Regions from separate parts of the Mus musculus genome. Here regions 1, 3, 4 and 5 are each linked to region 2. The links are chromatin loops, found by intact Hi-C in ENCODE. Cell type or tissue: heart. All regions are shown on one strand.

Region 1 (5,000 bases), 190 kb after region 2:
GAGAAGTTCCGAGTGTCCTTAAGAAGTTTGTACTGCCTGAGTTCCTCTTACATAAGTGCCTGCTGTTTTGGGCTAACACGGGGCTGAGGAACAGAGCTCCTGTGGAGAAGGTCTACATCTATGCGTGCTATGGTTTGACTCAGTGTAACCTACAGGCCCGTGTGGAGGCTTGATCCACAGCGGAGGTGGTGTTGCCTTTAGGTGGTGCAGGCAAATGGCAGGCCTTAAGCCAATGCGGGCAAGGCACTTAAGGGGATGTTGGACACCTAACCCATTCCCTTCCTCCTTGCTCTTTGCTTCACAGACATCATGAAGTGAAACGCTTGCTCCACCATGTTCTCCAATCTGATGTGGTCTCACTATCCTCAGACCCAAACTTGAATTGAAACTGTGAGAGAAATAAACTTGTCTTGGTTAAAAGTTGATTTATGTCAGGATTTTGTTAAAGTAAGAGAAAACTGACTAGCACAATATGCATACTTAGATGTACGTATATGTGTGTATACACACACATGCATGGGTATGCAGACATATGCATGTATGTATGTGTATCGGTGCTAGGGGATATAGGGTCAAAAGAAAAGATGTTTAAAAGAGTGTATGAGTTATATGTTCCCTTTTCGAAAATAGAATTCCAATTCTTTGGTTTGTGCATCATATATAGTATCCCATATAGGTAATGTTTTTTCTTATAACTCTTTACTTTGTCACGCACACAGTTTCTTTTCTGTCTTTCGGCTGTTAAAATAGCAAATAATCCAGGTTTACTTTTGCCCAGCTTCCTTCTTTCATCTTATATGTCATTGCTTATATGTCATTGCTAGCATTTTTTCCCCCAGAGCTTGGGCCTGTTGTCTCAGCAACTGCTTTCCCCTCTGCTCCATCATTTATCAACGGCACTGGTTTTGCTTCTGTGTTTATTTTCCTTGAGTCTCAGAGGATGACTTTTCTGGAGACCAGAATGTCATGTATGCCCAGTGTCTCATAGAACTTCTTGCATATAAAAATAAAGATAGTTACATACATTGTTGGCAAACAGAAAATCTGAGCAGTAGATGAAATACTGAACAACATATGACATATATGCAGGATATTTCTCGGCTGTGGTATACTTGTTGACCCTATACAAAGCCCTAGATTTGATTTCTAGAACATCAATGAAATCTTTACATGTCAAAAAGAGTTAGTAAACCAGAATTATGCCTAGAATATAAGGCCATGGATCATGTAAAGATTTGTGGATTGACGTGCAAACTCTAGTACATCAATTGCTTTTCTTGGCCCTTGTTATAATCTTTGTCTCTTTCCTTCATTTTGAACTATATCTGGACCTAGAGTGATCAGTAAAGATAAGAAGCTGTATGCCTGGAGAAACCTGAGTGTCAAGCCACCCTATAAGGTTATCCTACTCAAGGGAAGAGCCTGGTCCAGAACATGACACCAGTTGTCTTCTCCTGTCTCTATTGCATGAGTAGAACCAAACACAGTGGCACACACTTATAGTCCTTGGTGCTTGGGAGGTAGACAAGATGGATGGCATGTGCCAGGTGACCAATGTTAGCCTGAGCACCATAGCAAGACCCCCATTTCAAAACAAGAAAATAGTTTTGTCTAACAGTGACAGCTCTCTCCATGCCTATTCAGTAGCTGTTAAGACGCAAAGCTTCCCTTCAGATGACAAATGATACATTGTTGCCCTTATAATGAAACAAACTTGCCATAGACCCAGCTTTGATTTCGGAGTTTTGTCAAGGTAACTCAGACATAAGGATTACTGTCCTCAGAGATGTGTCTAACCCTGAACTGTCTTCCAGATTAGGCTACAGAACCCAGTATCTGGAACTTCAAGAGGTGCGATGCCTCTCTTTGCTCTGCTTTGCTGTCACCTAGAAGCAGCAGCTGCTGCTGAGGAAAGATGACCTAGAGGATGTCTGGGGCCATTGCAGCCAGAGGAAGAAGAGGAGGGGCTGACTGAGTTGAATTGGCAAGTTGTGTGATTAAGTCTGAATGGATAAATGTCATACATGAGAAACTGTGCTACTGTAACACTGGATCCATGAAGGTGAGTTAGTTTAATGTCTGTTGGAAGCCTCACAGAGGTATTTGGGGAAACAGACCCTGAACTGTCGGATAAATTACTTCTGGAACGAAGCTCAAAATTATCCTAGAAATGAAGCTATGCACCAAAGCAGGAAACTCCTCCTGCGAAGCTCACGTGGTCATCTTTCTGGGCCTATTACAGGGTGGAAATTCAGTCTTCCTCGTCTTAATTAGCGTTTGTGGTTTCATAAGGGTGGCCCAAGTCGTGAAATTTCCTCTCTGTGTTATTGTACAGAGGATTCCGCGAGAAGGGACCGCAAGCCCGAGTCCTTCACAGTTTTGTTGAAGAATGTCAGCAAATTACCATTGTTTGGAATCACACGCTCATAAGCTGGGCAGCAGAATATTTATGATACGAAAACAATCACAAAAGCCTTTGCCGCGCTGCCTTATTGACACAGCTTTCCCGTCCCCACATCTTGCTTCCTCTCAGGAAAGTGGGACGTGTTGGATGATTTCCCAGGTTCTATTTGGAGAGGAAGTCTATACGTTTTCCACCACGCAGACCCTGCCAATCTGCACACTCCAAAGAACACCTGCAACTAACAACTACGCCTGCTCTCTTTTGTGTGCCCGCAGCTATCAAAATAAATGAGTTACCCCGGTTGGGAAAATTACATCTCTTTTCGGAGTAACCTTGCTCTCTGCACGTGCGCAAGGAGTCAGACACCGTGATGCTGTGCCCAGTGCTCCTGACTAGAATTATAATCCAGACATTTTGCGTTACGTCATTGTCAGTAAGTGTACTAACAAGAGCTATTAAGATCTCATGACCTGCCTGTCCCCTTTTTACTAGTACTTCTCCCCTATTCTGCTCACGGTTGATTCTTAACCAGTATAATAATGGGAAAGAAGGACCTGCCTCTTTTCTTTGCCCAGATCTGCCACTAAGATTTTGAGTCCTCTCTCCCCTCCCTCCCTTCCTCCCTCCCTCCCTCCCTCCCTCCCTTCCTCCCTCCCTCCCTCCCTCCCTCCCCCCTCCCATCTCAAGCATCCTTGTAGGCTAGCATTCAAAAGAGAATGGACAGTTGCTTTCCTCCTGAACATCTGTCCAAGCCCCCAGGATCTGAACTTTGGCTCAGAACGCTGAGAACTCACAGCAGCTGTATGGTCAGCTTTCAACACAGCACATGCATGGGGAAGGACTTGCTGCTCAAATGAATGTTCATTTACTGTTGGGTATTTAGCAACCCTGCCCTCGAACATAGGGCTAGTCACAGAATATTCCTTTGATGGAAAAAAATAGCAGGAGATACATCCACAAGCAAAAAAAAAAAAAAAAATCAAAACAAAACAACGAAAACAACAACAGCAAAAAGCTCCAAACCCTAATCACTACATCTAACAAATTCTGCTTCTTCCCTGATGGTCCTGTTGCTGCTGTAGCCACTCCTAATATATCTCCGGGCACAGTAATGATGCTGGTGATGGTGATTCCAGGTTTGGGGTGGTGGTATGAGGTGCATAGGTCTGTGCACATGAAAAGAGATCGCTTTGGCTCAGCACCCACCTCTACTTTGGAATTGCCCCAGGCAGGACAGCCTGGTTTGGCAAAATATGTACCCGACTTCTAGATACTGGGAAATGCACCCCAAAGCTACAGCATCTATATCCCGTGTCTTCAGTCACTCCTTGGGGATTGGCTACTTCCTTTAAGTGACTCAGTGTCAAGGGTTCAAAACGTTCAGATAAAACCATTTTGAAGTGTTCTGTTCTGGCCAGATTGACTTCCTACCCTGTCCCTCCCTGCTGTTCATCTCCTTTAAATACTCCTAAAGCTTTTAGTCATCTTACAGAACACTCAAGCTTAACGCCTTCACTGGGGCTTTCTGGTTATTTTGAGAACATCCTACCCAGAACAGGCCACATCTCCTTATGCCGATTTCTGCTCTCTCTCTCTCTCTCTCTCTCTCTCTCTGTCTCTCTCTCTCTCTCTCTCTCTCTCTCTCTCCCCCCTAAGCTTAACAATTCTGGACCATAACAATTCTCCAAGCTCCCAGCAGCAATGGTCTCCTTTTAGTAAACAAGCCATTGAATTCTCCTACTTAACCAAGCTCCCTAGCAGTCGTGATGCTGGGTTTCGCCTGACCATCATGATGCCACGCCTCCATTTTCAGCCTCATCCACGTGCCTTGGCAAAAGCTACCTCTAAAAAGTCCCTTAACCCTCAACAACGGACCTTTAAACTCTGATATTTCCAACAAATGTTAACATATGATAATATCTCTTGGGATTCTTCTGATATGAGATGAAAACAAGTCACTATTGTTCCTATGCCACTCCTACATGGGGGTTCTCTATATTCTGCTGCTGATTCTGACAGACACCATATAACCACTGGCAACTAGCACCAGTGATCACTGGTGATACAAGAGACATCTTACCTTTGCATTAGGAAAATAGAAATGGAAGTGTTTTTTTTTTTTTTTCAAGAGACGGTGATGAGTAGGAGCAGCTCTGAAATTTAATAGTGTTTTCTGTAAGTCTTTTCTTACATTGAGGAGAATAAACATGCTAAATTAGTGTGACTTACCATAAAGCATGCAGCAGTAAAAGCAGGGCTCCCATTTCCGCTTGAAGGTTTTGCACATGTGTAGACATCTGTGCGTTTCACAGTCAAAGAACCATGCAAATGTCTGAGTCACACGTAGTTATAAATTTGTTTATTCATGAATGCATTCGCTAAAACACTTTAATGTAACCCTTTCATTTTAGAAGCTTTGCAAAGTTGCTTAAAAAAATAATAATCATCCTTTTATTTAAGAGCTAATAATATAAAGAAAAGATAGATATATAAACTGCTGATATTTTTCAAAGCATGGCGAGCCTTACTTGAGACCTTTTGGGCACACAGGACAGACAGACAGACAAGCAGGATCTTCTGGCAACTTCAAGGTCAG
Region 2 (5,000 bases):
TTGAAGTAGTAAAATATGCTGCTTAGGTGAAAGGGATATTTTTCTTTATATATTCAGGATACTTTTCTATGCAATCATTTTTCAATATCTGGAGGTATTTTTATAACAATGTTTGTTTTTAGATTTTCTTTCCTTCCCAACAGCAGGGGATTAAGTCCAGTGATCACAACGATGAAAAATCAAAGTGGCGATTTTCTAAACTAATTTTAAGGAAGAGGAAGCCAATGGAAGCAAAAGCAACAGTTGGTGATTTCTGGAAGGAACAGAGCTTGTAACACAGCCGGACTGAAGGGTGTGAGGTTTGTTCACATAAACTCTCTTTGGTGTGCTTCCTTCCACCATCCAATTCTTTGAGAACTGAAGAGCTGAGATTTAGTGAAAGGTGACAGGGAAGTTTTCACAAGTCACTTAACAAATCTGTCTTGGCTCTAAGAGATGTGTTTTTCAAAGCATAGAAAAGCTTGATGCCTAAAAAGTACTATCAAATTCAAGGTATCAGGTGATTTCGTCACTGGGGGTTTCCTGAGGGCTGTGGGAGTTGATTCACATCAAGAAGTCAGTCAATAAGAGAACAATTGCACCTCCATGCCATAGAATGGATTCATAGCTGGAGGGATGGCTGAACTGTATGAACGGCATTTCAAATCTTAGTGTGTCAAATTTGCACTATAAGAATACATCTATCTCTTCCGACTATCCTTAGGGTTGAAGGCGACTCTCTTTAGTGGGTAATCAAAACCTTTCACCTGCATTAGTCTGTCATGGTGGAGGATTGCAGAGACAAAAGGAAGTGTTCAGACAAATAGAAAATCACAGAATTCCCAGCTGTTTGATGCTGCATGTCCTAAGGACACTTAGGCAGCTAGCTTCTAGAAGACAGCTTGAACTTCAAAGCAAATCCTGAGTTTAAACCCTGTCTTTCCCATTTACTACCTCTTAATCTGAGCCTTAGCTCCAGTTTCTTCACAGCAAACTGTGATTCTGCTGTGCACCAAATGTTTTTAGTTGCCTGTGCAAAATCCCACCCAAGTGAGAGGGCATTCGGCATGGATCTTTGGGGATTTTGATAGGTCATGAGAATGGGACTCTCAGGATTGGGGTTAATGGCTTTAAAACAAGGCGCAAGGCCAGAAGGCTTCTAATCCTAGTATTCAGAAGGTTGAGGCAGGAGCCACTCTATGAGTTCCAGGCCAGCCGTGGTTATACAGTGAGAGCCTTTCTAAATGAGTAAGTAAACAAACAAAAGACACAAGCTAGCTTGCCCTTTCTCTCCATTCTTAGATAAAAGAGTCTACAGCCGAAGGATATATGAGAATCAGGAAGCAGGTCTTTGCCAGATATTAGTGTTGGCATTTCCTCTAGGCTCTGGCTCACAGTTACCTGGCCACCACCAGGTGTGCCTGAATTACTATAAAAGGAGCTGCTTGCCCCTCCTGTTTCTCTTGTGCTCTTGCTGTGCTCCTGCTCCTGCTCCTGCTCCTGCTCCTGCTCCTGCTCCTGCTCCTGCTCCTGCTCCTGCTCCTGCTCCTGCTCCTGCTCCTGCTCCTGCTCCTGCTCCTGCTCCTGCTGCTCCTCCTCCTGCTCCTGCTCCTGCTCCTCCTCCTGCTGCTGCTGCTGCTGCTGCTCCTGCTCCTGCTCCTGCTCCTGCTGCTGCTGCTGCTCCTGCTCCTGCTCCTGCTCCTGCTCCTGTTCCTCCTGCTCCTGCTCCTGCTCCTGCTCCTGCTCCTGCTGCTCCTGCTGCTGCTCCTGCTCCTGCTCTCTCCCCACTCCCCTCCTCCCCTTCCTCTCTCTCCACCTGCTCAGAGCCAGCCTCTACTCCCTCTAGTCCTGTGTTCTCTCTCTCTCTCTCTCTCTCTCTCTCTCTCTCTCTCTCTCTCTCTCTCTCTCAGCCTTTCTCTCAACTCCCACCCCATTCCATGAATAAACTTTATTCTATACTATACCATTGTGTGTGTGGTCCCTCAGAGGGAAGGGATGCCTCAGCATGAGCCCACAGAGGTACCTCCTTCCCCCACACCATACCACACCCCCCACCAAACATAGCTCTGGTCTCTTATCTTTTTTATGAAACACAGCAACTAGATCGACCAGTACCTTGGCCATGAACTCCCCCGGCTTGCAAAAGAGACAAAGCTTCTTTGTTGTTCAACCAACAGATTAAAGGTGCTTTTGTTCCAGGAATGCTATATTAAGATGGAATTGTGAAGTTTTTGCTTAGAGAATTTAAATAATTATATTTCTCACCAATTTAATCTCCCAATGTCCAAAGTCTTCCCTCTGTAATCGGGGAATAAAAATGTGGGAATACTGTTGTCTTTAAATTATAGTATCTTTGGCCACAGCTCGGACAGTCTCAGGTAAAATTACCCAAGCTGCACTGTTAGCTGCCTAGAGGCTGGCTGATAACTTTTGGTTTGTCGTAATTATTCATGATTTACTATTTTTTTTTTATTCCGACTTGAACTTTCTTTTTCTTCTCTCCACATCTTCATCCACACCACACCCAACTTGCAGCAAACACATCAAGTTTACATTTATAGCTACTGATAAAGTAATTGCCATGTATTTTTTATATGTTAATTTTTATCTGCCCCTGGGACTATGTAAATGTCTTTTAAACAATGATCAAAGAATACCACTCAGCTTTCTACAGACTTCCTGTAATCATGTAGGCTTTGGACTCATTAAGTCTTATCTGTGACAAAAGACGATTCCTGACATTTCCTCTCCAGCTGGGGCTTTGGCCCAAGACAGCCCAAAGAAGTAACACTTTTGAGTTGAGGCCAAGCTGAAGAATCAATTGCAATCACAGCCATGGCAAAGACGGAGAACTGGTGAGCAGGCAGGTCACAGGGGCTTTCTCTGGCAGGAAACTGTGGCTTCTGCAAAGACAAGGAGCTAAGGAGGAAGCTGAGGCAGAAACATGTGAGAGACACAGATTCTGCCCCAAGCTTTTTAAAGGGCTGGGCTCATCTCTGGCAGCCCGCGCTCAGACACAAGTATCTTGGAAATTGTCAGACATAAAGACATTAGTAAGCTGGAATGAGAGGCCACTTGCCAGCATGTGAACTCCATTCATCTCGCCTCATTATATTGTTGTGCTTCCTTTCCAACTTGTTTCTGACACATGCTGGAGATGAGTGGATTTCATCCCAAATGAATAGACTCTTGTATGTTAAGAACCGATTGTCCCAGTTATGGAGAGTTAGTGTTTTCTTTGACCCTGTATCCACCCTACTGTCCTCATGCCTCTGGGACCTGCTCTGCAGTGAGTATGATTTAATTGTCACGTAGCCACAGTAGCTAAAGGCATCTCTGTTCAATAAAGGTTCCATTTTACTGTGGCTGCACCGTGTGTGATGTGTGAAATCAGAACAGTGATTGTCTCCTATTTTGCTCTAGTGACAGCCATCCATCCTAGATGATAGCTAAATTTTGTCTGATTTGGAATGGTGCTGGCAGAATTAACCGTGTAGCTCTTTGGAGAAGGTAGGTACTACACAGGGGTGAGCTAAAAGACTCCCCTCTATTGCTTTATAGAGTTACATATGAACATATCAGGACCCCTTTATATTCTTACCTCCATATCACTGCAGGAAGGGATGGCTTCCTGGTGGAAACAGTTCCAGTGACCTGAGAATTCAACTGCACAGCATAAACTCCTGGAATAACTTCCTAGAATATTCTATAGCATAAACTTCTGGGATAATTAATTCTCTAGAATATGCTATAGCATAAGCTCCTGGGATAATTAATTCTCTAGAATATGCTATAGCATAGGCTCCTGGAATAATTTTCTAGAATATTCTATAGCATAAACTCCTGGAATAATTCTCTAGAATATTCTATAGAATAAACTCCTGGAGTAACTCCCTAGAATATTCTACAATTCCCTAGAATATTCTGTACTTCAGAAGTTATAACATTCAGCTGAGAAGCAAAGACTATTAGCTTATTTGACACTATCTTGTTTCAGTATAGATTATTAAGTAGACCTATATTTAAAATAACAATAAACCTACTTGCTACAGGCTGAACATTATGCTTCCATGAATTCATGTGGAAATCCCATTCCTAAGCTTTTGAATGAAGGTGAGCATTGGCGAGCTACTTGGCATCCAAGAACGAAAGCAGGCTCTGGAAAGCTGCCCTTTATCCTCTACCACGTTAGAATATAGCAAGAAGACACAGTGTGGAAGGCGGAAGCCAAGCTGTCTTCAGTCATTATTTACACCAGTGCCTTCATCTCTATGGCATTAACTACTTTAAAACTCTTTAAGAAATAAATGCCATGATGTTATAGTATCTTTGCTACATAACACCCTGAATAAACTTAAGTAAGCATTATTTTCTCTAAAACAAAGAAACATCCCAAATAAAAGATGTAAGCCATTTTATAGTTCATAAATCTTAGGTAGATAGATATTTGCTTATTAAAATTTTCTGATGAAAACCATGCCTCTAAGATAGACATTTATATTGCATAGACATGTAATAAAATCCCATGCTCTTTCTTGTTGAAACCTCTTACTGAAGAATGAGATACGGGGTGAACATGGAAGAAAAGTGTTGACTGATAAGGCTAGTTAGTGTTATTGCTGATAGCTTTTTCAGTGGAATCAAAATGGGTCTAGCTGGTTTGTGGTAAAGTATTAGAAATGAGAGGAGGAACGTTAGCTATTAGATGCCATATTTGTTAGGACTTTGTCCACACTGTTTGTGCACAGTTGATTTGTTGCTATTTCTGCCAGCACTAGTTTCTTTTTTCTTTCCATCCCTTGACCCAAGAAATATAAGCCTCTCCAGTGTTTGAGGGAAGTAGTCTATACTGCTGTCCCAGAAAACATCATTGGATACACAAAGCCTGATATACCCTTATGATTCAGTCTTCCCCAGATGTCTATAATGACCACAGGTGTTAGGATTTATCTATCTATCTATCTATCTATCTATCTATCTATCTATCTATCTATCTATCTATCTATCTATTTAAATAGATT
Region 3 (5,000 bases), 57 kb after region 2:
ATATTTCTGTGGTCAATTTTTCTGCTTCACCGTGGTGAGCAATGGACATTGACTTTGGAAGAGCTGAGTTCAGAAATCTTTATATGAACTAGATAGGCTCCCGAGAGGTTAGGGCCACTTAGAAGACTAGTCTCTCAATCAGAAGGCAAGAAAGCAAGACTCATTAGGTTCATTTCTTAAGATAGTTTTGCTAGTTAGTTTTTGTCAACATGACACAAGCTAAACTCCTCTGGGGGTGGTGGGGAGGAAGGACATCAGTCCAGAAAGTGCTTCTTTCAGATTGGCCTGCAGAGGTGTCTGGGAAGGCATTATCTGAACTAATTGAACTAATGATTGATGTGTGTGTGTGGGGGGGGGATCCAGCCCACTGTGTGGTTCTACTGAGGGGCAGGTGGTTGCAGATTATTCAAGAAAGCAGGCTGAACAAACCAGTAAGCAGTGTTCTTTTGTGGTCTCCCATTTAGCTCTTGCTTCCAGATTCTTGTCTGAGTTCCTGCCCTAACTTCCCTTAATGACAGACTGTGACATTGAAGTGTAAGCCAAATTAAACCTTTCCCTTCCCAAATTGCCTTGCGTTCTGGTGTTTATCGCAGCAATGGAAAACAAAGGAGAGCAGAGGGCATGATGTAACCATGAACTTGCCTTCATGCACGTTTTGATGAAGCCTAAAAATCACGTACGTTGTGCTTCCCAGCATGCAATGCTGCCTAGAACTTGAACTTGGTCCTTATCATTTTTCTTCTGTTTATATTTATAAGACGTGTTTCTATTTTTATCAGGAACAAACACCAGGATGCAGGAGGTATAGAAACTGTTCATTGTAGGTTTTCAAGGAATGAACAGTACAACTTTTGAAAGCTACTTTCATTATATTGAAAGCTTTAATTTAAAAGAGAAATTCAAATTTTACCAAACAGAGAAGTACAGTCTATTGTGCGCAAACAATAATCATGTGCAAACAATAAAAGATTATAGTATACGAGTCCTTGTGGATCCAACTCTAGAATTGCCAAGGCAATTAGAAGAAGAGACTGCGATATATGTAGCTACTTCAAGTGTATGTTCCACCTCAACCCACCCCCTTCACAAACAGTGACAGTTGAAGTTGATTTCTAAATTCAGAACAGTTTCCAAGAGGTTCTACATTTAGGAGAAGGAGATTTCCTTTGTCTAGAAATACACCCTTTCCTGTGCGCTCTACTGACATCCAGATGGAACTTTCCCTAAACCCACATAAACAGTCTCAACTCCCTTGCTGTTATCTGCAATTGGAGTTGAGGTCAGTAGCTTTGGAAAGATAGCTGGTAATTTGACAAGTGTGGTGATGTTGTGCAGCGCCAGGCCTAGAGAATTTGTGCTGCCATTCTGTTTCATGATCTTGTACATTCTTTGATAGTTGCACATGTGCAATATAAATGCTATCTGGTTTTTCTCCCTGTTAAGTCGCTGAGATGAGAGGCTTTAAGTTTTAATTCATAGGTCCCATGTGCTTAGTAAGGGTTTGCCATAGGTGAACAACGGACTCATATATTTGAAGGGATGGATAAGTAAATTGGATATGTGTGTATCTGGCTGTATATTATAATGTAGAGTGAAATGAATGATCTGAAACAGATCAAACACATCTGTTTCAGACATTATCAAATAACTTGAACCAGTGGTGTTAGTATAAGAGGGGAAACACATAGATTTAGAGTAAGGTAGACTTGAACTTATCACTCCATTTATCATCCCCCTTTTATCATTCCCTGTTTCGAGCAAGCCATTATATCTCTTTAATAATTACTTACCACATCTCTCAGAGCCCTTTTACCCTCTGTGAGGTATCAGATCGAAGGGGGTAAAGAACATACATAGAGTAGTTAGCAGGTATCCACAGGGTAGCAGTGAGTTCTTCGCGAATGGCAGCTCTCTGCATTAAGTCCTAGTCACAATCAGAAAAGAAGAGTTCTAAAAGCTTTTTAAGATGTTTAACCAGTAGACACACTATGGCCTTTTGTTTAAGCAACATTTATTCTTACAAAACTGTATTCAATGTTCCTGAAGGATTTATCTCCTGTTACGTTGCTCAGTTACCAGTTTTCTTTTCTGGAGGGATTCTTTTTCCCTGTGATAAATAATTTGTGTTAGCTGATAGCCACAAATCACTGACTTCCTTTGGAAACTGCTTCATTGATTTCTGAAATGATAACGGACTTATAATGTTCCTATAAATAAACTCATTAAGTCATAAATTGCTCGTGGCAGCACAGGAAACCTCTCTATATGCTGTTCAGGCATCTTCCTTCCCAAAATACACATTTTCCCAAGGGAGACCCAGCCCGGATCTATTATCCTAAGTACGGCTGGAGCAGAGCCATGAGTCAGAGGGCAACTTTCCAGTTCCTCGTCCTTTCTGAATTCATTATCGTGGGCAGGTTTCCATTGGAATGTGATGGGTTAGAGTGTTTTACAACACAAGATCATTACTTGCCAGGGGATTCTTCTGTTATTAGAGTCCGAACTCTCCAAAGAACCTCCAGTGAAATATGTCAGGTCCGGAAATGAAGGTGACATCCACAGATTCAGAAAGGATAACAATTATAAATAAAAAAGAAAGAGTGTAATGTGTCCAGTGCTTTCTAGTACCCACCAGGTCCCCTGCACTCTGCTTCTTGGATGTGTTCCCACGTTGGCTTCACAATCTGAGACAACAGAAGCCCCAGGTTGCCAGATGGTAAGTTTAATTCACTGCATATCAAGCTCTACCACACAGAGCCAACTCAAAGCTACATCAATTTTGACACCTCTCCCTGGAATGAGGTCCTGGTAGAGGGAGGGGTAATCGTAACTTCCTTGAAGTGAACATTTACTAGGAACCACTCACTCTCTGGATTTACTAGGGATGTTAATAGTGAAATTCAGTTTTATTTGACATATTGCCAGCGCTTGCTTCATACCCATACCACCACTGACCATACTTCCCTTTGCATTTTATTTCATTGTTTAATTTATTTGTTAATTGAACTATAATTTCATCACCTCCCCTCTGCTTTGTCCTCCCTCCAACCTTTCCCATGTCCCTCCCCATTCTGTCCAAATTGATGGCCTCTTTGAAAAGTAGATAGTAGATAAATAGATATACATAGATGTGCAAATATGTAAGTGCAATCGTCTGAGTCCATCTTTGTTGCTTGTGTATATATGATTCCAGGGAAGACCACTATGTATTGCCTAACCAATTCAGGAGTGATCACTTGTTTATAGTTCTTTGTTTCGAGGCAGAGCCCTGAGAAATCTTCTCCCTTCTGTGTTAGCACGCCTATTGATACTGTTATTGTTCAGATCTTCTAGTATCCCTACTGACATTGTCATTGTTTAGGTCTTACATAGAGTCATGTCTAGGAGACCCAATCTCATAGGAGACTTTCTGGGTCTCTGGCTCTTACAATCTTTCTGCCTTCTCTCATGCAATCTTAACTTTTAAAATTTTTTTCTTCTCTTGAAAACTCCCTGTTCAGTCTCATTCCCCATATTTTAACTGGATTATTTGATTTCTTGACTGAGAGGTAAATAGCTCACAAAGATTCTTTCTTGCTCTGTGGGTGTTTTCTTCATTACACTGAAGTTTCCTTAGTTATGCAGATGCTTTTTAGTTTTATGAGGTCCCAGTTGCCAATTGCTGGCCTTCATTCTTTAGTGAATGGGGTCCTAGTAAGAAATTCTTTTTCTATGTCTATGCCTGGTAATATGTATATAGCTTCCTGTGTGTTCTCCCAATTTCAGCTTTTACATCGAGGTTTTTAATCCAGTGGGTGTTCATTGTTGTGTAGAGAGATAAGTACAGGTCTAATTTCTTCAGTCATTATGTGGATAGTGCTTTCCAGGCACTGTTGATTAAAGGCACTATTTTCTCTGGTGTAGTTTTTGGCCATTTTGTAAAATATCAGATGGTAGCCATCATGTGCACTCAAGTTTAGGTCTTCTGTTTTGTTCCATTAGTCTGCAAGTTTGCTTTTGTTCCAGTGCTGTGTTGGTCTTTTTCCTATGACCCTATGATCTATCTTGAGATCTGGAATAATAATCCCTCCAGTGTGTTCTTTAATCTTAGGAGTGCTTTGATTATTTGGGATCTCTTCTGGTCTCACATGAATTTTGGATTTTTTTTTTTTTTTTTTACTTTCTGGGAAGAGTATATTGAATATCCTCTTTTAAATTTTTTGAATTTTGTTGAGACCACAGCAATTTTCTCACTAGCTCTAGGATCCTCCATTTCATAGGTTATTAAGTAATATACTTTGATGCTACATGGAGAAACAAGCAAACACAGAGATATCAAGGCAGGCAGGAGTCCCATGCCTGAAATCAAGCCCTCATTACTAATTTTGCAAACCTTTCAGAACTGAGCAGTCCCTCACCATCAGGGGGTGTGGTTATTGCCACAGCTCCCTGTCATAGCCAAAATGAGCCATCACAAGAAAACAGAACATGTGCCAAAGGAAAGTAATCCAATCCAAGTGCAGAGTAGTCTCCTTCTGGTGCTTTTATTTGTTTTTCATGTGACCTTCTTGAACTTTTAATCTCCACTGGAACCGGGATTACTCCTAGGGCGATTCAGGCCATTGATTGGGGATGGACACGTAAATCCTATTAGTTTTCTTAAATATGTCATCGTTTCTCTCCACATATGTCTTTATGAACGGAAAAGAGGCAAAGTAAACAGAACCCCAGTAAGACAAGCAGTCCCCAGTGAAGAAGAGGAAGATTGCCGGGGTAAGGCTCATTTAAATATTTCTGATAACACGGCGCCCTAGCTAGTCATGACCGTTGTAGAAGCTGTCGGGTCACTTTAGAGAAATGAGCCATGTTTATCCCTGGGGTTTATGCTGTTTTTCTCCGAAAAAATTTTTCCAAGTGACTGTTCCGACTCCTCAAAGCTGCCGAAGCTTAAACAGAGTTTGTCGTTAACTGCAGATGGTTACTGAGCAATTAGAACAAGTCGGGGCCTTAAATGATGCTTA
Region 4 (5,000 bases), 150 kb before region 2:
CCTGTGACTGTCAGTCTCAGTTTCTTTGTTGTACCCTTAGACACTGTCACAACTGAACGAGCTCAGCATGTCCTTTCTGTAGGAAGATCCCTAGAGTTTGGAACAATAGTCATGATTGTGGAAAGTTCTCAGGGTGTTCCTTTTCTCCTTAACAATTAGTATAGATTGAAAATAAAGTTAAAATGTTTCTAACTGTTAAGGTGATGGTAGTTAGATCCAGATTGATAGAGGCAGCACAGAGTTAAAAGAAAGAGGAGACAGACCATATATAAATATATATTCTGTATATAGAAGCAGAATTGCCCTTTAATCTGAACAGCTGAAGGGGAGAGGTCTCTCTGAGTGAATGGAAGCTACTTACATTAGCACAGTGGGCTAGGGGATTTTATAGGAAAGAGGAATGACTTTGGGGATAGAAGCTTCTATCTGAGGTCAGTTCCCCTGCAGGGTCCCAGCGGAAAACACCAAAGGAGGTTAGTGTGTTATCTATCTTAATAGAAGCCAGGTGTTATTACCAGTCAAGTTTCCAGTCTGGATTTTCTCAGTCTACCTGAGACTTTTAACCCTTCAGTGGTATCCTGGGGAAGGGAGGGGTGGTACTAGTGACTTTCACATTAAGTGAAGAGTTTATTTAACAGTAATGTACTGACTTAAAAAAACTGTGACGAATATATGACAGTAAAATATTAACCACAGACAGAATAGAGGGAAATAAAGACATCCTCTATACCAGTGATTCCTAACCTTCTTAAAGCTGCAGACCCTTTAATTCAACTCCCCCTGTGGTGAATCCCATGACAAAATTAGTTCATTGCTACTCCATAACTAATTTTGCTACTGTTTTGAATCACGATGTAAGTATCTATCTGGATATCTGACATATGACCCTCCAAAGAGGTTGCTATCCACAAGTTGAGAATCACTGGAGTCTATACCACCTTGGCGGCATTTTTGTAAATCTGAAACAATTTGGAAAGCAAGCTTATGAATGATACAGTGATAGAGGAAGCTCATGATAACACCCACGAGTAGCTCAAAGGCCACAATGCTTCTGCTCTCCAGAGAGAGGTGACCGCTCTCCTGTAAGCTCTCTGCTTTGGAGCTCCAGCCACATCACCACACCTCCATCACCTTACAGAGCATGCCTCCAGTTTGTTTAAGTCTCTGAAGTGGTGAGGCTCACTGCGTATGCTCCATTCTGTCCTCGCGCTGTGCTGGTTTCTGTGGCGCAGGCAGCTATGCGCTTCACATTTATCTTCTTACTGACACTCAAAACTGGCCTTCCTTTGTCGGGATTCTGCAAGACCAAAGGAAGTGTTTTAAAACGTCCTTCTGTTAGGTTACCACGCATGATGATCCTAGTCAAGTCCTGATAGCTGAGCCATTTGGATCTGGCCTTTGTGACAGGTTTCTTGTTCTGGAAGTCTGAGTCCTGGGAGATCCAGAACATGATTGGCTTCTATGGCATGTCAGCCCTGCAGAGCCTCGTCTGCCTCTTATACAAGCATCCTGTTGCTTTTGATCTCTTATTTCTAAGGTTACTAGCTTACCATGGATGGCTGTAGTGAAGGTATAGCCACAAGACTGAGGAATCAATACAGCATACATCTGTTAGCAACACAGGAGGCCAACTTGAAGTTAGGTCAGAAAGGATATATTCAAAAAGTTCCCAAAGTTCTGATTCCTACGTGTTTCTGAAATGTGCCCCTTCTTGTATCAGTTGGGGTCCATCTGATAAAGAACACCTTTGAAATCTATCTTGGGTGAGAGAAAGATTGGTCCTCAGAGCATTGCTGGTTTGGATGATGGAAAAGGTGAGATGCCAAACAGAAGACAAGGCCACTCACGTTAGCTGTAGCAGGAAGCTATAATCAGCGCTGGGCTGTGTGGACAAAGAGAGGAAGTAGTGTTTCCACAGCCAAGGGTGGGATCCCTGGACTGCAGCCAGGACTGGAGCATGCGTGCACAGAGGCAGCTGAAGCCAAAGAGGAAATACAACTGCTGCTGTAAGTGTCATCTGAGGCCTTAGAGAGAGAAACATCCTGAAGTTTTCTGTTTTTCAGGCTGCTGACAGTAAATATTTCTGGGCAAAGCTAACCAGAAACCTGCTAACCCAGAGGCTCTTTTCAGCACAGAGCAGAGAAGCGAGTTCTCTTTTCAGATACAAAGGACCGCTGCTCCAGCTGAGCCTCTACCTTCTCCTTCTCCTTCTTGTACTGTTACTTATGGTACAGACATACATGTACACATGTCCTCACAGACGTTCCTGACACAACAGTGATAGTCTCCTTCCGTTTCTTCTTTCATACTTTAGACAGAATGATGGTCTAAAACAAACAGATTTGGCTCCTGTTTAAGCCAAAAAATAATTCCTTGTCACTGTGTATCAAGCCCAAGAATTTTATCACGGAAGTCAAGTTTTTTTGTCTGGCTCTTATCTTCCTCTTTAGCCTTTTTCTCCCGCAATTCAGGGCTAAAGGTGAAGTTCTGTGGGCAAAGTGCTTGCTTGCTTAGAATGTGCAATGTCTTACACTTAATCCTCAGGAATGCAAAAATATGAAAATGATGGTTTGTTTCCTACAACTGTTGCATGGCTCGTCTTGAATGCAATGAAGACTATGTAAGACACAGAGTCATCATAGACAGCTATGGCCAAGGTGTCAGAGCGTCAGCTGTTAACTCTCCATCCTCAAATAGCTTCTAGAACCCTGGAAGAACATGAGATGGGAAGATTTCACCTACTCCAGGGAAATAAAGGGGCAGAGAGATGCATGGGCTATGGAATGATGCCAACGGATCAGAGAACAAGTCTGTGCGATTTGTGACATTCTTAGTAAAACCCATCACGTTTGATAAGTCTGGCTATGTGGTATGAAATTTGATTGAGAATAGAACTTCGTGTCTAAAGAAGTGGTTCTCACTACTATTCCTAAAATTAACTTACTGCTAACAGACCTCTGGTGGAATAAAGGACTGTGGAAGGTTCACTCTTAATAGGAACAGATGCTAACTGTCATCTACAGCTCCTACCTTCTCTCCACCCCCACAGGCACTCCTCCTAAACTCCTAGTCCCCATTCTGCTTGTGTGACTTAAGGCTTTGGTAATGATTGGCTTTGGTTCATGGCTGTCTGCATTTAACCAGTGAGCACTGGAACACAAATAACTTACTAGTGGACACTTTAGTGAAGACAGTGATTTCCCCAACCCCAGCAGACCACAGCCAGTATTAGTCTGTAGCTGAGGGGTGTACTGTCTTCATCACATAAACAAACACACCCATATATAAACATGCATATACATCCATGCACATACACATACATACACACATATACATAAACACACCTACACATAGAACAATATACACATACATTTACGTACATATACACACATACATGCACATACATATAGATACACAACACATAAATATACACATACACAAATATATACCCATACATATATACATACACACACCTATATACACATATGCATACATAAATACACATACACAAAATACTTGACAAGAGTTGATATATTTCTAAATCAGGTCATCTCAGTTTCCTAATATTTAGGTTTTTTGAAAACAGAGTTCACTTCAAAAGCTTATTTCCTTTTGAATTATAAATATCATTTACTGTATGTTTTTCAAACTCCAAATGTAGCTAAGTCATCCGTAATCCATCCATAATTTGGGCTAATATAATTTTTTTAATCTTTTTTTTTAATCTTCCTCAGGAGACATTAGCTAATATGGAGGTTATATAGTAGGAGATGTCCACAGAAAGTAGATTCTGAAAAGGAAATAGAGTAGCACATATTTGTTAGAGAATGTCTTAAGAATAATCCACATAAAAGAGTTGACTATAGCTTGGAAGAGAAAATGTTGAGATAGGCTGTCGCAACAAGAGATTGGCCACAGTAGCCACTGTAACAGCCAGGTGTGATGGCCTTTCTGATTTGTGCTGATTCAGGGAAAAGGCATGTTGATGTAGCAAATCAGTAATCAGCAGGGCCATTTAAGGTGAGCCATCTTTATTCAGATAAAAGAATCCCAAACAGGAATGGCAGTGAGGTCCATTTCCCACAGTCCTATCAAAGCTGGGAGAACAAACCCTTCATTCTTACCTTTGTGGGGATGTGGGTGGTGAACCGAAGCATTGCCTCAAGTGTATTTATTATAAACCTCAGTATATATAATAATACATGTACTGAATGTATACTCAAGATAATCATGTAAACAATTATTCATATAATTATAAAATACATAGTTATTATGCAGACAAATGGCAAAAGCATAAACTGCCTGGCTCATGATGAAAGCTAGACTTGAATAAAAACAGTAAGTTATCCAGCACTGCGCATCTTGCCTACATATACTCTGTATCTGTCTCCGACTCAAGAAGTCAAAGCATGGGTTTTCAAGGGCCATGCATGCCTCATACTCCAGTGAAGCATATTCCTTCCTATGGTACGGATGCTGAGATCTGGCATGCAGTTATAGTTCCTGTAGTATACACACAAGATGATGTCTTGTTTTTATCTGTATCTGGGCCTTAAAACAAAATGAAAGTAAAGATGAAAAATCATAAAACCATTATATGGTAGAGCTGAATGCCTTTGAAAAAAATCAGCTGTTTCTCCTCAGATACTGTACAGACCTCCTCCCCTTTATGTGCTCGGTTACCCTCTTCCAAATTTAGCCATTCTCCAGAACTAATGGTTATGTAGCAGCAGACCAGAAAGGAAGCTGTCTCACTAAATATCCCCTGGTCAATAGTCTCTCTCATTTCCTAGGTTTAACTCATGATGCTATGGGACTCCTTTCCTCTGTACCTTGCCTTGACTTAGCAGTTGAAATGAGGAGGGCTCAGAACCACTGTGCCTCCTTGAGACACAGTCCCTAGAACCTGGTACCCCAAAGGGCAGGTGTAAGATGCACAGATGACTGAAAGGAGAAATGGCTTCAATTTGTTCAGGTGGAGCTGAGCTGCACGGAAGTGC
Region 5 (5,000 bases), 150 kb before region 2:
ATTATGTTTATATATTTATTTAAGTTGGTACCCTTGGGCTTGTAACACTAATCGATCAGTTTAATGGATTTAATTCCATGTCTACCAAATATTCTGTGCCTATTTTATGAGAGAGGTTCATGTTAGGCCAAGGCCCAGAGGTTGCCAAGGAAGAATGCAAAATCTGGAGTTGAAAGTCATTAATTTTGTTCCTCTCTATAATCGCCAATTTATTACTGTGAACTTTCAGGCAATGGAAAATTATTACCTCTTTAGAGAGCTTAGCAGTTTCAAATGAGAATTTTGTTGGAGTCCATGAAGGTTTATGGCTGTGCACACTTCCTGTTCTTAGCTGCCTTCTTCCAGGCTTCACAATCTCCTGTCCCCGAGAGAACAGAAGTAGCCCGGGCTATGAGAAATCAGAGGGCCCTTGTTTTCTGAATCTCATTTGCAGTCCTGGCAGCTAATTAGTGAGAGGGAACGGGAACTGCAGAGAGAGGAAGTGGCAAAGAACAACTCCATAGTGTTAGGTGACCACACAGACAAGAGATGGACGCGAGATCTCTGGAAAACGTCAGTCACGAAGATTTTTATGTAGTGTTTCTCATGCAAAAGTGTCTTGGGTCAGACTCTGGCTTTTGTTACGTACTTATTCCTCATCTTTACCAGTTGACCATATAAGTATTAACCTTAAAAATATACAGTGTATTATGTTATTGCCCATCCCCTCCCTACCCACTTCAACTCCCTCCTGCCTCTCCATTCCAACTTTATGGACTCTGGTGTTTTTTTTGTTTTTTTTGTTTTTTTTGTTTTTTAATACTCCACTGAGTCCAATTAGCACGCCTCATATTTTTAGAAAAATAACCAAGAGCATTTAATATATTTCCATATTCTTTTCAGTGACCTGTACATGACATCTCCATGTCCTTTACGGGAACTTGGCAAGGGCTGGGCGTGGTTGATGAGTGTGAAGGGAGATTTTCCGAGCACATGTTGAAGTGAACTCAGCAGCTAGTAGACCAGGGCACAACAGCGGCCTTTGTTTTCGAAGGGTATCTCTCCTTCCCTTGACCTCTCTCTGACTTATCACCCAGTCCTCTCCCCACCTCTCCCTCCTCACTCAGGGCTTTCTTTTCCTCTTTTCCTTTTCCCAACCTGGATGTTTTCACCTACAGCTCGGCTTCCTTGGAATTGCTCTTGGCTCACCGTGGGCATTTTTTTTAGGTCCGTGGTTGTGAGATTTCACAACCGGACTGCTTCTGTGTACCGAATACTGCTTCCCTGCCATCCCTCATCCCTTATTAGCGAGCATCTCACCCACACAGTTTGCAAGACTTCTCTGCTAATCACCTTGGTTAGCTGCTTTACATTTCCCTAACACGTTGTGCAGTTCATTACCATTTGATTTATGGCCACGATAGCAACAACCTCATACCTTTGATTTTTCGACTGTGGGTGGGAATAATCTTTAAGGGATACTTAGTTGTTGTTGTTTTGATGTTTTAAGGTTATTTAGGCTAATAATGAAAAAGCTATTAGAAGATGCTCTATGAGGATGTCTGAAAAGCTTCATAAACATCACTACCTTCATCTTTCACATCACTCTTACTTAGAAAGCATACATAGAAAAACAACCAAAAGGCTAGTTACTTACAACTAGTAAACATAAATTCTGAAAACTAGCTTGTCTTAACTTAAAAAATAGTCCCCTTTCTTCCTCTACTTTAAGTCCAAGATATAGAAGACATGATTCTTGTCTTCAAGATGCAAGAACACAGTTACTCACAGACTGCCCATGATAAGTGTTATAATAGAATTATAAAAGAAACACTCCAGCCTTAAGGGCTTGGCGGGTGGTGGTTCAGTCTGAGGTAATATTGAGTACATCACTGAAGAACAGCATAGGTTTGGAGTGCAGACATACAGAAGTGAGGCCACTGCTCCAGAGAAGGCAGCCTGGACTTCCTTTTCAGTTTGTGACCTATCACTTTAATCTGTTTTCAAATCTACTCTCGCTTCTAACGATACACAGTGAGTATAGGCTATGCCTTTTTACAGTATGAATATTGCCCCACATTATAGCATACAAAAAGAATGCAATTTGAAGAGAAGAGCTTCAAAAAAAAGAAAACAAAGGAAAAAAAACAAGTTAATAGAAATTCTTCTACCTAGAAGCTGGGATGAAGATAATTAATGAACATGAAATAATCTAGGAAAAGTATCTTGTGGGATTTGAAGCTGCGTGTGTGTCAAACTGAGAAGTACAGCACACAGACACTTCCCAATCTTGCTTTCCAATCTTGTGCTTATACTTCTGAGACACTCACAAGGATCCAGCTTCCTCTAAATCAAGGCTTGGACGGATGCTCGGGCAGACCACCCTGAGGCGATGATTGCCTTCCTCAGGAGATGGCCACATGCGCTGGGTCCCGTGGGAGGAAATGAATGAATTGCCTATTGTACTTTTTGACTCAAACAAGGTTTAAAGGTGAATTTCCAACATGTTAGGGGGTAATCATCACAGTGTGGTAGCCAGGCCCTGGTGGTCCCACCCTTCCTAGGTTCTGTAAGGTCTTCCCCTGTTGAAATTATATAAACACTTGGAGCTTTTCTTCTGTCCTCAGAATTCTCTTCGTCTGCCAAGGTTATGGTTATTTGGAATAAAAACTTGGCTCCTTGCAATCTTTATTAAGAAGTTGTTGGCTGTACCCTTTCTTCTGCTGCTTCATCTGTAATCTTACAGTTTGTCTTTTGGGGGCCTCCTGGTGTCAAACACTGCCTCTGAGAACTGTCAGCAGCAAGGGGGGGGGCATATCTGTGTGTTTGGCATACTAAATGGTAACCCTAACTCTGAACTTGCCTCAGGGTCACCTCCCCTCTCTCTTTTCCAGGCCAAGTTAAAGCCTCTAGTAAAATCTGAGCTGAGCAGAAATTCACAGGTTGTACGCGGCAGGGTTATCCCTCTTCATGAGGAGAGATGATTGTTCTGCACAATATACACAACCAGACTCCAAAGCGACTTTCTTCTTTAATAAAGTTGAGGATATAGACTGCTTATTGCATGGTCTTCTTGGAGACAGTAAACACCTCTGGAAGGGAAGACAAAGAAAATGATCAGGCAGAAGGAGTTGATGGAGACACAAGTACGGAATCTTTGCTGGCTAGTTTTAAAGAGATGTCTAGGATTGAAGTGGACCCTCAGAGCTATCCACGAGGGTTTGACCTTCACTGGCCTGAGACAGACAGTCATTGGCTGTGGGCATCAATACCAGGCATATAACATTGGCCATAGGGCTCTTTACAGTTTAAGCACTCTGAGAAGGGACTAGCAGCTGATGAGCTCTGATAGCACTTAAGGAGCAGGAAGAACCTTTACCCTGAGAAGCAGACCAAACATAGCATTACTTGGTTTACCACAGATGATCCCTGCTCCATTTGGATTTGTCCATTTCATATTTGAAGTAACTCTTGAACACTCTTCTGAACTTCTTTTCTTCAGGTAGACTGGAAATCAGGAGTCAGTGAAGCTGTGGATTCCTCTCTCAAAAGTTATCACATATACTCACGGTCTCCCTTCGTTGTCAATTCTAGATTTCCCTCATGTTTACCTATCTTCTCCGATCTCCAACTACTTCCTTATGGTATAACCCACAGCCCCAGTCTTGAATAATCTTGGGATCTGATTATCATGCACTTATCAAGTCAGAATTGCTTCATTTTTTCTATCTGTGATGGTAAATGAGCAGAGGAACACCCAGAAAGTGGGCTACCTGGTACCAGACTTAATCTTCCTTGCCTTATTATATAATAATGGCTTTGTGGTACCTGATGATTAGTATTGCCTTGTGAAAACAATAACTAGTGGGCAATAGTTGTGTTTAATACCCTTTCTACAATGGATGCTATGTGGTGAGATCATCGTGTGATCGACTCATTTTTATGATTTGAACCTACTCATACATTTATCTATATTCCTTGACATGACATCCCTGATCTTCCTCCTTTTCTTTCTTTAGACTGCTAAGAAAACCTGTAGCTCCTGATGAGTCTGTAAATGGTGTCTGGCTTTGGATCACATCTCTTTCTGAACAAGGGTGATGATGGTCATGTGCAGATAAATTGAGGTTGCATGATCTCCTGTGGTCTTTGCCAGTATTCTAGATCCTTTATATTGAGTAAGTGTTCTCAGTATTATAAATTCTCATATCAAAATCCATGTTATACTTAGTTTCCTTCATCACACATCCTCAACATGCAATCTCACGTACAATTCTTACATCCTCCTGGTGCACAGTGGCCAAGAGTTGCAGCTCCTTTGCGGTGTAGTATCGTTCTTCCTTTCTTTGAGATTCTAGTATATCTTTGGCTTAATTATGCTGGAAGCTAGTCTTAGTTATCTGCTAAGCAGCCACAAAGGGAAGTGGAACAGATCCTGTGGAAAACACACATTTTGTGCAGGGGGAGGGTTCTACATTCCCTTCCTGTGAGGGTGGAGGGTTACTAGCTCTTGGTGGGTAGGGCATTTCTGCAGTTTTACAAGATTTTAGGGACCTTTGGAATTCAAGACTTTTGTGAGCTTCTACCTAAATACTTAATGAATATGCCAGGGTCTTATTATTTTCCAGCCAGGGTCCTAATCTTGCCCTAGGCACTTTTTCTTCATTAGAAATTTAACCTTCCCCAGAGCTTGGATACTTTGATAATTAAATTTTAGTCCTGGTAGTCAGAGTTTTAGGCCCTCTTACTACAGAAAATGGTACTTTTTGTGTGTGTTATCCAAACTGCCCTACACTTTCCCTGATTTCTTTAAATGCTTTGAAAATTTCTGCCAGTTTTTCAATCTTTCTTCTAGAAAAACAAATTTAGAAAATGACCATAACATGTTATTGTCTTGCAGTCCCTCGTCCACTTTACTTTTTAAGATACGTGCAGAGCCAACCTGTGCTTTTCACTAATTTTATACCATCCCACCTCACCAGTGAGGCGTGGGGCTTTCCTTGTGTGCCTGGGCTGTCTGT

Evidence for each region. Hi-C counts contacts between places; a loop is a spot of excess contacts. Peaks named below come from ENCODE experiments on the same cell type or tissue, not always from the same donor. Only the 100,000 strongest peaks of a DNase experiment are listed, where the experiment ranks them.
Region 1: it touches region 2 in a loop (2.6-fold over the local background); 4 of 42 quality-filtered maps call a loop at or near these places.
Region 3: it touches region 2 in a loop (2.2-fold over the local background); 4 of 42 quality-filtered maps call a loop at or near these places.
Region 4: it touches region 2 in a loop (3-fold over the local background); 5 of 42 quality-filtered maps call a loop at or near these places.
Region 5: a loop joins it to region 2, with 3 times the contacts of the local background. A loop is called at or near these places in 6 of 42 quality-filtered maps.

The regions. Positions count from the first base shown.
Region 1 is chr13:110,555,793-110,560,792 of GRCm38, reverse strand. No RefSeq gene overlaps it. Among named protein-coding and RNA genes, the nearest start is that of Gm32990, 10 kb to the left of the region's middle. In heart, a CTCF peak has its summit at 1,910; DNase peaks (open chromatin) are centred at 32, 1,942 and 2,612; H3K27ac peaks cover 618 bases.
Region 2 is chr13:110,745,480-110,750,479 of GRCm38, reverse strand. No RefSeq gene overlaps it. Among named protein-coding and RNA genes, the nearest start is that of Gm33172, 64 kb to the right of the region's middle. In heart, no CTCF peak of the experiment used is centred here; a DNase peak (open chromatin) is centred at 2,789.
Region 3 is chr13:110,688,420-110,693,419 of GRCm38, reverse strand. No RefSeq gene overlaps it. Among named protein-coding and RNA genes, the nearest start is that of Gm33172, 7.0 kb to the right of the region's middle. In heart, no CTCF peak of the experiment used is centred here; a DNase peak (open chromatin) is centred at 2,389; H3K27ac peaks cover 1,232 bases.
Region 4 is chr13:110,900,375-110,905,374 of GRCm38, reverse strand. It overlaps 4930526H09Rik (RIKEN cDNA 4930526H09 gene), which reads left to right and starts at 1,529. Exons shown (of 3, transcript NR_131194.1): 1 at 1,529-2,006. Gm38397 (predicted gene, 38397) reads right to left here and starts at 1,876. Exons shown (of 5, transcript NR_131193.1): 1 at 1,848-1,876; 2 at 1,551-1,608; 3 at 1,132-1,297. In heart, no CTCF peak of the experiment used is centred here; a DNase peak (open chromatin) is centred at 1,944; H3K27ac peaks cover 2,274 bases.
Region 5 is chr13:110,891,491-110,896,490 of GRCm38, reverse strand. All of the region lies in intron 2 of 4930526H09Rik (RIKEN cDNA 4930526H09 gene), which reads left to right. Among named protein-coding and RNA genes, the nearest start is that of Gm38397, 9.5 kb to the left of the region's middle. In heart, no CTCF peak of the experiment used is centred here; a DNase peak (open chromatin) is centred at 2,410; H3K27ac peaks cover 707 bases.